Regions from separate parts of the Homo sapiens genome. Here region 2 is linked to region 1. Evidence: read pairs that join two places in POLR2A ChIA-PET (ENCODE). Cell type or tissue: OCI-LY7. All regions are shown on one strand. Links, peaks and the distances in the headings refer to the core of each region. The heading gives the core; the rest is flanking DNA.

The links. Peaks named below come from ENCODE experiments on the same cell type or tissue, not always from the same donor. Only the 100,000 strongest peaks of a DNase experiment are listed, where the experiment ranks them.
Region 2: POLR2A ChIA-PET joins it to region 1 with 5 read pairs; 2 of 35 experiments call an interaction of 5 or more read pairs at or near these places.

Annotation. Positions count from the first base shown.
Region 1 is chr15:25,635,527-25,638,444 of GRCh38, reverse strand. LOC124903448 (a long non-coding RNA gene) reads right to left here and starts at 1,993. Exons shown (of 2, transcript XR_007064543.1): 1 at 1,761-1,993. In OCI-LY7, for the core only: no CTCF peak of the experiment used is centred there; no DNase peak of the experiment used is centred there.
Region 2 is chr15:25,328,436-25,331,353 of GRCh38, reverse strand. All of the region lies in intron 146 of SNHG14 (small nucleolar RNA host gene 14), which reads right to left. Among named protein-coding and RNA genes, the nearest start is that of SNORD109B, 52 kb to the right of the region's middle. In OCI-LY7, for the core only: no CTCF peak of the experiment used is centred there; a DNase peak (open chromatin) is centred at 1,433; H3K4me3 peaks cover 1,066 bases; H3K27ac peaks cover 1,728 bases.

The DNA.
Region 1 (2,918 bases), core at 180-2,679:
TGAATTAATGGCCCTTAAGTCAGTTAACATTCTCCATTTACCTGATTCTTTCTTAATAACAAAGACTGGAGAATTCCATTGGGAAAATGTTGGAGCTATGTGTCCTTTTCCTAATTGTTCAGTAAAAATTAGAAGTCCTCTAAAGCCTCTAGTTTCTCTTTAGTCAGTGGCCATCGTTCTATCCAAATTGGCTTATCTGTTAACCATTGTAACGGTATAGGTTCTGGAGGCTTACCAATAGCCGCCATCAAAAATGATATCCTAAACCCTGACGAGAATTCTGTCCTTCCACTTGGAGTAGTTTCTTTAACCCTTGTAAATTTTTTCCTAATCCCGTGCCAGGCACATTCCCCATCTCTTGCATCATATGCTGAATTTGAGGGCTATATAATTGTTCTGGAATTAACACTTGTGCTCTCCATTGCTGTAATAAATCTCTTCCCCATAAATTTATAGGTACAGAAGTTACAATTGGTTGAATAGTCCCAGATTGTCCATCGGACCCTTCACAATGCAAAATATAACTACTGTGATATACTTCAGGGGCTTTACCAACTCCAACTCTGTTAAATTGAGAGGGTTGAATTGGCCACGTGGACGGCCAGTGCTGTAGAGAAATGATTGAAATGTCCGCTCCTGTATGTACCAAACCTTTAAATTTCTTTCCCTGAATAGTTATTTCACAGGTAGGATGTTTATCAGGAATTTGATTCACCCAATAAGCTGCTTTACCTTCTTTATTTGTGCTTCCAAATCCTCCTGTTCATTTAATTTCACTTTTCCCCATTTCCACATACGGCACAATCAGGAGCTGCACTATGCGATCTCCTGGCTCTGCTTTCCAGGGAACAGAAGTAGATATAACAATTTCGATTTCCCCATTGTAATCTGAATCAATGGCTCCTGTTTGTACTTGTGCTCCTTTTAAATTTAAATTAGACCTACCTAGAAGTAATCCTACCATCCCCGCTGGCAACATCTGACTGGAGACAGCAACATCCTTTAACAGTCCCATTACAAAAGGAGAACCTGGTCCATATTGATTAATAACTTGTTTAAATTCTTTAAGTAATTTAAGAGGAAAAGTCTCAAACATAGCTATAATATTCCCCTGTTGATCAGGTGGATGTATTCTAACAGGGAACTGCCAAGCATCCATACCACCCTCTTGTCTAGCTTGCTGGATTCCTGCCTGAATAGAACTGAGAGAGGTCACTCGAGGCGCTGCTTGAACGGTCACCAGGGCAGCTACTTTTTGCCCCCGTCCTCCAGAAAAGAAAGATCTGGAGGGTCAGGCCACTCTTCTTCAAAATAATGGGGGGTGCAGAGGGGTAGGGACAAACTTCTCCCTCCTTTGCCGCTTTAGCTGGCAAGCAAACCTGCTCTGTCACCTCTTCTGTTACTTCATTACACTCTTCTTCTTCCTCTGATTCCTCCTCATCATCATCTGTGTGGAAAGATTCCAAGGTGGAGCAAACCAGAGCCCACACTGACCAGACAGTTACAGGAATATCCTCAGCACCATCCTTATATGCCTTTTTCAGTGTGCCGCCTATCTTTTCCCAGACCTCTACATTCATAGTTCCTCAGTCCAGAAACCAGGGGCAATATTTCTCTACTGCACTAAAAAGCTGCATAAGTGCTAACCTTCACTCCTCCTTTTCTGAGGAGATGCTGAAGCCGACTCAAATAAGCCTCTTGTCTGCTCGACCCTTGCCCCATTGTTACCCTGATGCTTCCAAGCTCCCCTTCTTACTCACCACGGGGATTGCTTAAGAGTACTCGGGTGTTCTCCAGCTTACTTCCAGGTTCTCCAACCACCGCTCCAGCGACTCTTCATCCTGGGTTCAAGCCCCCATGTTGAGCACCGCTTGCTGAGACCAGCTCAGTCGTGGAGACCCTAACCCAGCAGCGCTAGAGGAATTAAGACAAAGACACAGAAATAGAGTGCAGAGTGGGAATCAGGGGGCTGACAGCCTTCAAAACTGAGAGCCACGAACAGATGTTGACCCACACATTTATTGACAGAAAGCCAGTGATAAGCATAGTTTCTACAGATTATAGATTAACTAAAAGCATTCCTAGTGAGGAGCAGAGAAACAGGCCCTGGCTGATTATCTGCAGCAAAAGCATGTTGTTAAGGCACAGGCCGCTTCTGCTATTGTTTGTGATTTGAGCAGTTTTCCACTCTGGGTGGGCCAGGTTTTCCTTGTCCCGCTCCAGTAAACCAACAACTTTTAGCAGTGTGCGTGATAGCCATCACGAGCATGTCACATTGCTGCAGAAATGCTGTTTATGGCCAGTTTCTTTAAGGCCTGTTCATGACAGGCTTAGGGCTTGCTACCAGCAGATCTCTAACAACAGTTTTGGTGAATTCAGTTCATGTAGACAACTTGATGCTAGTCTAAGGAAAGGAGGGTCAGGAAAGGATGGCAACGAACCAACAAACCTCAATAAAGCAGCAATGCCCCTAGAACCCTGCAGGATGTGGCACGCACAGGTGCCACCCTTACAAAGGCCCAGCCCAAAGGAGCAAAGCAGGCAACCTGAAGGGCCAGCCTGGCAGAAACCTGCACCCCAGGCTGCAGAACAAAGAGGGGCAGAGAGAAAGTCTTTTCCAGAGCACAAGGAGGCAGCCTGAGTTGCTGCACAAAAAGCTCTTTCCCTTCCTGGCTGATTTCCAAGTATAGCATGGCAGAAACAGAGGTGCACATTTCTTTCTTGTTCTATTTTTTTTAAATAGTTTTCAATTTTTATTTTTGTAAAAACGGGGATCTCACTATGTTGCCCAGGCTGGTCTTGAACTCCTGGTCTCGAGTGATCCTCCCACCCTGGCCCCCCAAAATGCTAGGGTTCCAGGTGTGAGCCACCACACCTAACCCCTCTATTATTTTTAAGAATGAAAATATAAGGTAGAA
Region 2 (2,918 bases), core at 175-2,674, 310 kb after region 1:
GAATCTCAGCTCACTGCAAGCTCCGCCTCCCGGGTTCACGCCATTCTCCTGCCTCAGCTTCCTGAGTAGCTGGGACTACAGGCGCCCGCCACCACGCCCGGCTAATTTTTTTGTATTTTTAGTAGAGACGGAGTTTCACCGTGTTAGCCAGAATGGTCTCAATCTCCTGACCTCATGATCTGCCCACCTCGGCCTTCCAAAGTGCTGGGATTATAGGCGTGAGCCACCGCTCCCAGCCTCTTACTGTAACTTTTAAGAAGGGCATATATCTACGTAGTGTCATCACCATAAAGATAAATCAACCAAGTGAAAATATTTTGAAACTTTGGAAATGTATAAACTCCAAAATCATCATCAGTTACATCATCAATTATGTCCCTAAAGATCCCATCACTCTGCCTCACACTGGGGTCTTGCCTACTTCTCTGTTCCAAAAGGGCACAGTAGTGGTATCAAATCTGTTTCTTGAGGCAAATGAAGTACCTTGCTCCAAAATAATCACCCACAGCAGGCAGATAACCTCCAAGTGCTTCAAGCTGAGATTGAGCAGGAGGATCCCAGCTCATCACAACTGGGTGGTAAATATACACTTGGGCCCAAATGGAAGGAAATGCATTACCCTACAATGCATACCCAACATGCTTGCATCCAGGCCCCAAATCCAGCAAAACAATGCTATTCCCCTTCAACATGTGTTAACGGAACTGAGATATTTTTCCAATTTAAATTGTGTTCCCCAAAGTCTTCATTATTCTCTAGTGCCTATTACAATCTGTGTTTTTATGTTTACTTCATGACTGCCTAGTTCCCTCCTGAAATTTTAAGCCTCGTGAGAGTAAGAACTATCTGTTTTCTTTACTCCACTGTCCTGTACATACATACTTGTTGAATGAATGTATGAATGCCACCGTGATTGCAAAGTCCAAGGGAAATGATGTTGATTCACTGCACACTGTACAGGAGGGTGTCAACCAGACTTCCAGATTTCTACAGAAATTACCAGTAAAGGGTAGTATAAGAATGGTTCCTGCATGTGAAAAATGATCTTGGATGGAGCTGTTGTGGCATTCACCTGCTCCTCATACTCTCCTGCCACTGTGCAGGGACAGCACAACCCCCGTGCTGCTTTCTTGAGTGTAGCTCATTTCAGAAAAGCAGTAAAAGGAAAACCCACTTGTTTGCTTTATGTTCCTAAGAAGGTGGTGAGTAAATCAATCACGTTATCCTAAGAAGTGACTTGAATTTTATGAAGGCTCCTTTGTTTCCATTGCACTCCTTTCTACCCATCTCTACTCCCACCTCCACCCCCACCCTCAAATCATGCTTATAATTTCCATTATTCAATTAAGGGTGGCTTTTTTCTCATCACAAACATCTGTGTGCTTTAAATAGCTTCTACATAACCGAAGTGGAAGTAGTCATGTAGAACAGCACATGGCCACTCCAGGGGACATGAGAAGCCTCTGCCTAAAGGTAGTTCTCCCTTCTGTCATCTGATCTCACACATGGCACTGCAAACCTGCAGTTATTTAGCCATGTGCTTTGTGACATTGATTTCACTTCCTTGGGTTATTCTTACCGTCTTTAGGAACTTAAATATTTAAGAAATAAACAAATACTATTCAAAGAGAGCTGTACCATTATTATATGCATTTAAGTGAAAAACTACCACTTCCCATATATATTTATCTCATGACCACCTAATTGATAAAAACATGTTAACTGTTATCTTATATTGCCTCAGGGAAAAAGTCTGAATGTTGATTGGAGGCACTGCAGGATAGCCATTCGATACCTGCTTTTGTGACAATAAACTAAAGCATTGGATTTTGGTGGATTAGGGATAAAAATGGCTTGACAGATCATCTTGTCCAGCCCTCAGTATATAGATGAGAAGACTTAGGTCTCAAGCTCTGAAGCGCTTTGCTCAGGATCGCTGGCCATTTCATATATGTAACAAGCTCCCACTTCATGCTCATTTCACAGTAGCGTGTCACTTTCAGGTCAGCTTCCTTCAGTGGGCGTTGTCTTTGCTTAATTAAATGTCAGGAGGTCCCCCCAGAAGGCTTGACTCAGGGAAGGAGGGCAGACCCTCCCAGTTCTCTCACTGACTAGCTTTCGTTTGTTGGATTGTTTTTACTGATAAAAAAGTTCAGAAATTAGAGCCAGGTTCCTGTTCACGTTCCCTACCCAAGCCCCTGAAGAAGCAAATTGGTGAATGTTCCCCAAATTCTTTTACTCTCTAGTATACAGTAAGCAGTACTGCCAAAAAGTTTCCCAAAGTCATGTTCCTCTTAGATATTTTTCCTTGAAAACTGTTGTCTGGCATGGAGATCCAACCTGTGTGGAAAGTTCCAGATGCCCTGGTCCTAGCTTCACCTGCCCTGCTTTTGCTTCCTGTTCTCACTGCTTGTCTCCAGGTTTCCATTTGAAGGCTTGCAGTGCTACTGTGCCCTTACTGTTAAATCCTGCCTTGCTTGCCATGTTTTATAGACAAGGAAAGCATTTTCTACCAGAGCTCAGGAGCAGCCTTGAGGTCAGGGGTAACGTTTTTCATTGGTAAGTATTCAGTAGTTGCTGAATGACAATTGGGTGGAAAGGGGAGGGGTGCCTTAGAAAAAATGTCTGTTCTTTGTGGTAATGAAATTGCTTCCAATTTATTTTCTGATCTCTTTGAGAACTATTTCCTGTCGTCTTCCCGCACCATGCATTCTGATTTCTGGGGCATTCAGTGCTCCCTCCCTTCCTTTATTCAAGGGGCTCTTGGAAAAGAAATCTCTGAAGAAAAAATGTGTGGGCAGTGGGAGACTTCTCATTCTCTCCACCAAATACTTAGCCCTTTCATTCATGAGAAACCCCTGCTTTAGGATGGTGTGGATCTGAGTCAGCAGGGCTGGGTTCATTTGTATATACTCCAG